Linked DNA regions of Homo sapiens: region 2 is linked to region 1. The links are chromatin loops, found by intact Hi-C in ENCODE. Cell type or tissue: Caco-2. All regions are shown on one strand. Links, peaks and the distances in the headings refer to the core of each region. The heading gives the core; the rest is flanking DNA.

Region 1 (4,393 bases), core at 119-4,118:
CAGCCTGCATAGTTCAAGACCAGCCAGGCCTTGCTCTGTGGCAAAAGTTTTAAACTGTACTTGATAGTGTACACTGTTGCACAGCTTTAAAGCGAAGCAATTCTTGATACATTTTAAATTCTTACTGAATTTTTATTATTTCCAACTGTGCACATAAAGTAAGACTCTTATCATTGTAGACTTTCACCACTTAAAATTCTCAGGCTGGCACGGTGGCACATGCATGTAATCCCAGAACTTTGGGAGGCTGAGGTGAGAGGATCTCTTGAGTTCAGGAGTTCGAGACCAACCTGGGCAATGTACTGAAACCCCATCTCTACCAAAAAAAAATGAAAAATTAGCTAGGCACAGTGGCATGTGCCTGTGGTTCAAGCTACTTGAGAAGCTGAGGTAGGAGGATCACTTGAGCACGGGAAGTGGAGGCTACAGTGAGTGGGGATGCACCACCGCACTCCAGCCTGGGTAACAGAGCAAGATCTTGTCTCAAAAAAGTAAAATAAAATAAAAATGAATAAACTTCTCATAATTCAAACTCACATAAAGGTGACTACCCTGCTGCAGTCACCATGCTAACCAAGCGATTGCAGTTACTGTCACCAGTTATGAGACATCTGTGCCCCCCATGAGATGTGCCAAGGACACACCTGACCCAGGTGTTCCTGCCACCCTTGAATCTAATTGTGCAGACACCAGACAGACTCTGGGACATTCTACATAACGCCCTGCCTGTGTCTACTCCAAAGACTTCAAAGTTCAGAAACAGAGACTGAGAAAATGGTCTGGTTTAAAGGGACAGGAAAACCGTGTACAGTGCTTGTCTCTGAATTGGAAACTGGACTGGGGTGAAAAAGATAGCTGTAAAGGACATTGTTGGCACCATGGACAGAATTTGATCTGAATGGTGGATTGTATAAATGTCAAATTTCCCTAGTTTGTTGTACTGTGACTGTCTCCTTGAGCTTAGTGAATACATTTTGAACTATTTAGGGATACAGGGGCACAAAGTCTGATACCCGATTTCAAATGGAGAAGGAGAGGAGCAGGGGTAGATAGATGATATGGAGGGAGGGAGGAAGTGAGGGAGAGAAAATGACAAAATGGTTGTGGTAAAGGGGAAAAGTGGAAACAGGTGGTGAAGCCAGCCGAGTGAGGGAGTATTGGAGAATTTTTTGTACTATTCTTACAAGTTTTTTTTTTTGTTGTTTTGTGTTTTTTTTGAGACTGAGTACTTGCTCTGTCGCCCAGGCTGGATGGCGCGATCTCGGCTCACTGCAACCTTTGCCTCCTGGGTTCCAACAATTCTCCTGCCTCAGCCTCCTGAGTAACTGGGATTACAGGCCCACGCCACCATGCCCAGCTAATTTTTTACTTTTTAGTAGAGACGGGGTTTCACCATGTTGGCCGAGCTGGTCTCGAATTCCTGACCTCATGATCCATCCACCTTGCCCTCCCAAAGTGCTGGGATTACAGGCGCAAGCCACCACACCTGGCCTATTCTTTTTTTTTTTTTTTTTTTGAGACGGAGTCTCGCTCTGTTGCCCAGGCTGGAGTGTAGTGGCGCAATCTCGGCTCACTGCAAGCTCCGCCTTCTGGGTTCATGCCATTCTCCTGCCTCAACCTCTGGAGTAGCTGGGACTACAGGCGCCTGCCACCACGCCCAGCTAATTTTTGTATTTTTAGTAGAGACGGGGTTTCACCATGTTAGCCAGGATGGTCTCGATCTCCTGACCTCATGATCCGCCCGCCTCGGCCTCCCAAAGTGCTGGGATTACAGGTGTGAGCCACCGCACCTGGCCTATTCTTTTAAATTTTCTATACATTTGAAAGTTTTTCAGAATAACAAGTTAAAAAGCTAGTCCTATATTCACTGCCATCTAAAGACCTCCAACCAATAAAAAGTTTACTATATTTCATCTATTCTAAGATAAACCTTTTTTTTTCTTTGCTTGATAGTATTTTTGACTTGGGGGTACATTTAAAAACTGATGCCATCTTAGCACTGGGTCACATTTTGACAGCAGTTTTTCGTCATCATTTGTCTTAGAATTAGTGGCATCTCAAATTTGATGAAATACTGTATTTTTCTCTGGCTCTGTTATGTGAGGAGGTGGGAAAAAAGAAGACTCCTAGGAGCTTTGCATGTGACATTTTTTCAGCCCCTCATGCCCACATCTACACTCAAGGATTCCACCCCCATACCATGTAGCTACATTAAACTCAACATATTCCAGACTGGATTTCTGTCTGCACCTCTATCTACCATGCCAATCTGTGCTTCCTCTGTTTCCTCCCTCAAGGAACAGAAACCTGATATTTAGCCACCGATGGCCCCAGAAGGTCCAACAGGAGGAGCTCCAGGACCTGTCTAGGAGGGGAGATGTGGACACTTCCTGTAAAGTGGGGCATGCATGAGGAGGAGGTGGCCTGGATCCTTCCCTTTCTGGGTAAAGGGTGGAAGCGGTGTGGATTCTTTACTTCGTGTGTTCTGATAGCCATGTGTCACTGTGTACTTGTTCTTTGGGTCTTCACATCTCCTCCTGTTGCATTTTAAAGCATTTCAATGGCATTTTTATGCCTAATAAAGCATTCTCCTAGAAAAAAAAAAAAGACGGTGGTGGGCACAAGGCCCTTGCCCAGCCATGCCATGGCACAGACACTAGCTTTGTTTCTTGAAATGACTTTGGGATCCAGATGTCTGTGCTTCATTTTCTCCATTGTCAAGTGAGAATAGTTTTCCTGAGTCAGTTGAGATAATGGACAAGGGAATTTAAGGTGCCATAAAGCTCTAAAATTCTGTGATTTAAAATAGGGGACTTTTGAAACAGTCATTTATACTAGAATCATTCAAATAACAGATACACTTTAGGCAAACAGCTCTGAGCGCAGACGTCAGTGAAGGGCAGGGGTGTGGCTGGTTTCTCTGCTTCCTGACTCCCCACACTCCTTCCCAGGTTTCTTTCCCTTATTGGTTCCTGTTTCTGGGTGATTTTTACACTGGATGCTTGCAGGGAATTCATTCCTGACCACCAGGAACAGGTGTGCTGTATGGAACAGGCTATGGCCTGATGCTCCAGGCTCTTGTCTGCTCCAGGGTCCCTAGTCACCGCCATGTTGGAAACTTTTCAGGTCTCCTCAGACCTTGAACTCTATGTGTGTCAGACTTAGAAATGGTTCCATGCAAAGTCTTTTTAGTTGACTCAGGGGAAACTGCATCAGCCCAGGATTGTAACATTTTATTTTAGTTTATTTTGTTTGGCATGGACTTCAAGTAGTTGCAATAGCAAAATATGGTAATTTTCCCATCAATGGGCTCCTCAGATTGCTGTGTTTTATCTACATTTAGGTTGACAGGCAATTCTGAATCCTCTTTTAGGGCCTTTGAATTGTTGGTGTTGACACTGACCTTCACAGCAGGCTCATTCTTTAGAAATAGAAACCCCAAATGTTCAGGCCTCTGTCAGAGTCTGTGCACTTTAGGATACGTGTAGAGAGCGTAGAAGAGCATCAGTGTTGTGTGTTATGCCTCTAGGCTCCTAATCGCATGGCTGGAATTTCAGATATGAAAGTTGGAATAATCATGAGAAAAGGGGTAGACTGTTCTTAGGATTTTTCAGCATAGATTTTATAGGCTATGTTATTTTATTCTTTAATTTTTTTTTTTTTTTGAGATGGAGTTTTGCTCTTGGCGCCCAGGCTGGAGTGCAGTGGTGTGATCTCGGCTCACTGCAGCCTCCGCCTCCCAGGTTCAAGCAATTCTCCTGCCTCAGCCTCCCGAGTAGCTGGCACTACAGGCATGTGCCACCATGCCCAGCTAATTTTTGTATTTTTAGTAGAGACAGGGTTTCACCATGTTGGCCAGGCTGGTCTGGAACTTCAGACCTCAGGTGATCCGCCCGCCTCGGCCTCCCAAAGTGCTGAGATTACAGGTGTGAGCCACCACGCCTGGCCTATTCTTTTATTTCTTTATAGTCAACATGAAACTAGAAAGGTTACACCCAGGTTCTGGGGAAGAGAAAGTGTCTCAGTTTTATAACAGATGGATAGAATGGACCGGGACGTGGAATGTTTGGTTGAAGTATTGCTTTTTTGTTCTGGGGAGGAAGCAAGTTAATATTCTTTCCTTATAATTCAGTTTACTAATACAGATTCTTACATGACACTAGGGCTTTTCAGGTTGATTTAGAGCTGGAAGAGACATTTTCCGTGTATTTTGGATATCAAATTCCTGTACTTATTTCATGGAAAAACTTTTAGAAAACTATCAAAACTACCTTATATGCTTGTGTGCTGTTAGTAGGTATGGGGCAGTATGTAAAGGTTTGTGTTCCAACTCTGGCGTTATCACTCACTGTGAGTTCACTTAGCAGATCTGTGACCTTGGGCAAATTGCTTA
Region 2 (4,393 bases), core at 312-4,311, 140 kb after region 1:
ACACCTGGTCTCAAGCAATACTCCTGCTTTGGCCTCCCAAAGTGTTGGGATTACAGACGTGAGTCACTGCACAGGGTCAGTACAACTTTTCACAATCAAGATTTTGTTGTGGATTTCTTTGGGGTCATTTAACATTGTTCCTTTGTCCCTGAGTTTCCTATAAAATGGAAGTTAGGTCTACATCAGATAAGGTGATTTTGTGGCAAATGGTGTTATGTACTTTCTGTTACAAGACCCCATAAAACACAAAGTGCCTGGCTGTCTCTTTTTGGATGTTGAGATTAATCAGTGGGCCCAAGTGTCATCCATACTCATGCATTATAAAGATCTCCATTATCTACTGAAAGGTTTTAGTAAATAAAGGGTTACAAGCATTAATCTAATTCTTATATTCCTGCTACATTTGTTAGCTGGAATTCTTCTATAAAAACAAATTTCCTTTGTAAACTATTGGGCTACCTTAAGATAGAGTTTGTATAGTAAAGACAATGGATGCTTTTATTCCATTCTCTAACTTGCCACTTTTCAAATGAGTTGGATCCCTCACATTCTCCAAGGAAACCTCAAAAATGTTTTATTTTTTAAAATTTTTGTTGGCCAGGCACAGTGGCTCATGCCCGTATTCCCAGCACTTTGGGAGGGAGAGGCAAGAGGATTGCTTGAGCTTAGGAGTTCAAGACGAGCCTGGGCAACATGGTGAAATACCATCGGTACAAAAAATACAAAAATTAGCTGGGTGTGGTTGTGAGCACCTGTAGTTACAGCTACTGTGGAAGCTGAGGTGGGAGGATGGCTTGAGCCTGGGAGGTGGAGGTTTTAGTAAACCAGGACTCCTTGCACTAAAATAGCTGATTCCAGGTCCTAAATAACAAATGAGCCGAGATTGTACCACTGTACTCCAGCCTGAACAACAGACCCAGATACTGCCTCAAAAAAAAAAAAAAAAAAAAAAAAAAGTGTTGTTCTTTGGTGTCATTATGCATTCATACTTCTAACGTAATTGATGTGATCCAATTCACCGCAGTTATTAGTCATGTTGATGCTAAAATTGTCCATTTTTTGGTTAGCAAGAGCTCCTTCAAATTGGCCCCCATATCCTTCCAGTAGTCCCCGCTTAGTCCTTGACACCTTCCTTCCTTTCTGGGAAGACAAGATGTTTCATGCTCAGTTCGTACATTTTTAATTCAGAACCTGGAATCAGCTATTTTTGTGCAAGGAGTCCTGGTTTACTTTAGTGGGAAATGGCATTTAGGTATAGACTCTGGACACTCATGGCTAATTGGCTTGGTCATTGTTTCTAGGCCTTTTCGGTAGGCAGAGCTAATCAATACTTTTTTTTTTTTTTTTTTGAGACGGAGTTTTGCTCTTGTTGCCCAGGCTGGAGTGCAATGCCACAATCTCAGCTCACTGCAACCTCCTTCTCATGGGTTCAAGCGATTCTCCCGCCTCAAATTCCTGAGTAGATGGGATTACGGGTGCCCGCCACCACGCCTGGCTAAATTTTGTATTTTTAGTAGAGATGGGGTTTCACCATGTTGGCCAGGCTGGTCTCAAACTCCTGACCTCAGGTGATCCACCCGCCTCGGCCTCCCAAAGTGCTGGGATTACAAGCGTAAGCCACTGTGCCCGGCCCCTTTTCTCTTATTCTGAAAACTGTTGGTAATGTCAATTACCCTTTTGCTCTATTCTTCAATATGAAAACTGTTTCAAAATAACAGTAACAAAATTATTACTAATAATATGATTAGTAAAAACAGGTTAAGAACTCTTTGTAATTCTTTTGTCCTCAGAACATATATACCAGGAATATACAATTTATGTGTTTTAAAGTAATGTAAATAACTCCTGGATTCAGGTAAAATGGTGGAGTAGGAAACATCAGGAATCTGTCTGCCTACCTCCACAACAACTGCACGGGCAGACTCTGTCTGACGTCAGTATTTTGGAACTCTGGAGTCTACTGAAGGCTTGAGGTTGGAGCTTTGACAAACATTCACTGCAATTTACTGTCCATTTTGCCTCTTAGCATAGCAGCAGCTAACCATCCCCTGTTCCTAGCTTTGTGGCAGGCCACAGTGCATGTGTTCTTGGAGTAGCTTGTACACAGGTTGCTGGTGCAGAGTGTGCAAAAAGCACCCTGCTCCTCACTGCTGATTGCTGTTTCTGATCACAGAGGTGCAAATGATGAGGCTGGCAGACATTTTTGTCACACCTTCTCAAAGGCTGCAAGCCCCTCCCGCATTCCACTGAAGTGAATTCCAGGGGATTTAAAGGGCTAGCACCGTTTTCCCACCTCTATTCATTTTTCTTTTTTCCCCCTTTCAGGAGCCAGACATTAAAGACTAGGGCAGTGAAAAGCAACTGTGTATACAGGAAAAATTAGAAAGTGACCAAGGAAAGGCACAGGTTCAATAAAGATTTGAGAAAACCTTAAGGTTATACCTCAGGTTGATTCTAAGCACAGCGACAGCTTACAACAACCAAAAAAACAAAAACAGTAACAAAACCAGCAAACCCTGGGGGAAAGGGGAGAATCTGATTTATAGAGTTATAACATTATTAGACTGAAATGTCTGGTTTTCAGCAAAAACAATCAAATCACAAGACATACAAAGAAACATAAAAGTATGGTCCATTCAAAGGAAAAAGAAAAATAAGAAATGGTCCCTGAAAAAGACTTGATGGTAGATCTATTACACAAAGACTTTACAACAAGAGTTTTAAAGATGCTCTAAGAACTACAGGAAGATGGGGAGAAAGTTATGGAAACAATGTATGAACAAAATGGAAATAGTAGAGAAATAGAAAACCTAAAAAGACCAAAAAGATATTCCGGAGCTGAGAACTATAAAAACCGAAATGAAAAATTCACTTGAGGGATTCAAAGACAGATTGGAGCAGGCAGAAGAACAAGCAAACCTAAAGACAGGATAACAGAAATGACTAAGTCTGAAGAACAAAAATAAAAAAAGACCGAAGAAAAGGACAGAGCCTGAGAGACCTGAAGGGCACCATCAAGCAAACCAAGAAGAGAAAGACAAAGGGGCAGAGAGAATTTTTGAAGAAATAGTAACTGAAAACTCCTTAAATTTGATAAAAGACATAAATATAAACATCAAAGAAGCTCAACAAACTACAAGATGATCTCAGACTCGCAATGAGACACATTATAATCAAACTTTCAAAAGACAAAGAATCTTGAAAGCAGCAAGAGAGGGCTGGGCAGGGTGGCTCACACCTATAATCTCAGCATTTTGGGAGGCCAAGGTGGGAGCATCACTTGAAGCCAAGAGGTTGAGACCAGCCTAGGCAACATAGGGAGACCCTGTTATCTAGAAAAAGTTTAATTCGGCCGGGCACAGTGGCTCACGCCTGTAATCCCAGGACTTTGGGAGGCCAAGGTGAGATCACAAGGTCAGGAGATCGAGACCATCCTGGCTAACATGGTGAAACCCCGTCTCTACTAAAAATACAAAAAAAAAAAAAAAATTAGCTGGGCATGGTGGCAGGTGCCTGTAATCCCAGCTACTTGAGAGGCTGAGGCAGGAGAATGGCATGAACCCGGGAGGTGGAGGATGCAGTGAGCTGAGATTGCGCCACTGCACTCCAGCCTGGGTGACAGTGTGAGACTCCGTCTCAAAAAAAAAAAAAAAAAAAAGTGTAACTCTACAAAAAGTTGGTTTTTTTTTTTTTTTTTTTTTTTTGAGACGGAATCTCACTCTGTTGCCCGTGCTGGAGTGCAGTGGTGTGATCTCGGCTCACTGCAACCTCTGCCTCCCAGGTTCAAGCAATTCGCAATTCTCCTCCCTCAGCCTTCCGAGTAGCTAGGATTACAGGCGTGCACCACCACACCCGGCTAATTTTTGTATTTTTAGTAGAGATGGGGTTTCATCGTTTTGCTCAGGCTGGTCTCAAACTCCTGACCTTGTGATCTGCCTGCCTCGGCCTCCAAAAGTGCTGGGATTACAGGCGTGAGCCACCACACCTGGCCCCAAAAACTTTAAAAATTAGCCAGGCTTGGAGGTATGCGCCACTAGTCCTAGCCACTTGGGAGGCTGAGGTGGATTGCTTCAGCCCAGGAGTTTGAGATTACAGTGAGCTATGATTGTGCCACTGCGGTTTATCCTGCTTGACACAGTGAGACCCTGTCTCTAAAAAATTCAAAAAGAAAGCAGCAAAAGATAAGTAAGTCATCACATACCTGGGATCCTCAATAAGATTTTCACCAAATTTCTTATTACAAACTTTGGAGGCTAGAAGGCAGTGGGCCAATATATTCAAAGTACTAAAAGAACAACATCACCAACCAAGAATCCTATATATGGTAACTATCACAAGATAGTAACTTGAACCCATGTGAAGAAATAAAGATCTCAATATAGGTAAATGCTAT

What was found. Peaks named below come from ENCODE experiments on the same cell type or tissue, not always from the same donor. Only the 100,000 strongest peaks of a DNase experiment are listed, where the experiment ranks them.
Region 2: a loop joins it to region 1, with 3 times the contacts of the local background. A loop is called at or near these places in 1 of 110 quality-filtered maps.

Annotation. Positions count from the first base shown.
Region 1 is chr20:25,572,570-25,576,962 of GRCh38, reverse strand. All of the region lies in intron 1 of NINL (ninein like), which reads left to right. Among named protein-coding and RNA genes, the nearest start is that of NINL, 11 kb to the left of the region's middle. In Caco-2, for the core only: a CTCF peak has its summit at 2,354; a DNase peak (open chromatin) is centred at 2,372.
Region 2 is chr20:25,435,076-25,439,468 of GRCh38, reverse strand. All of the region lies in intron 5 of GINS1 (GINS complex subunit 1), which reads right to left. Among named protein-coding and RNA genes, the nearest start is that of GINS1, 30 kb to the right of the region's middle. RefSeq lists enhancers at 745-1,416, 1,417-2,088. In Caco-2, for the core only: no CTCF peak of the experiment used is centred there; a DNase peak (open chromatin) is centred at 2,198.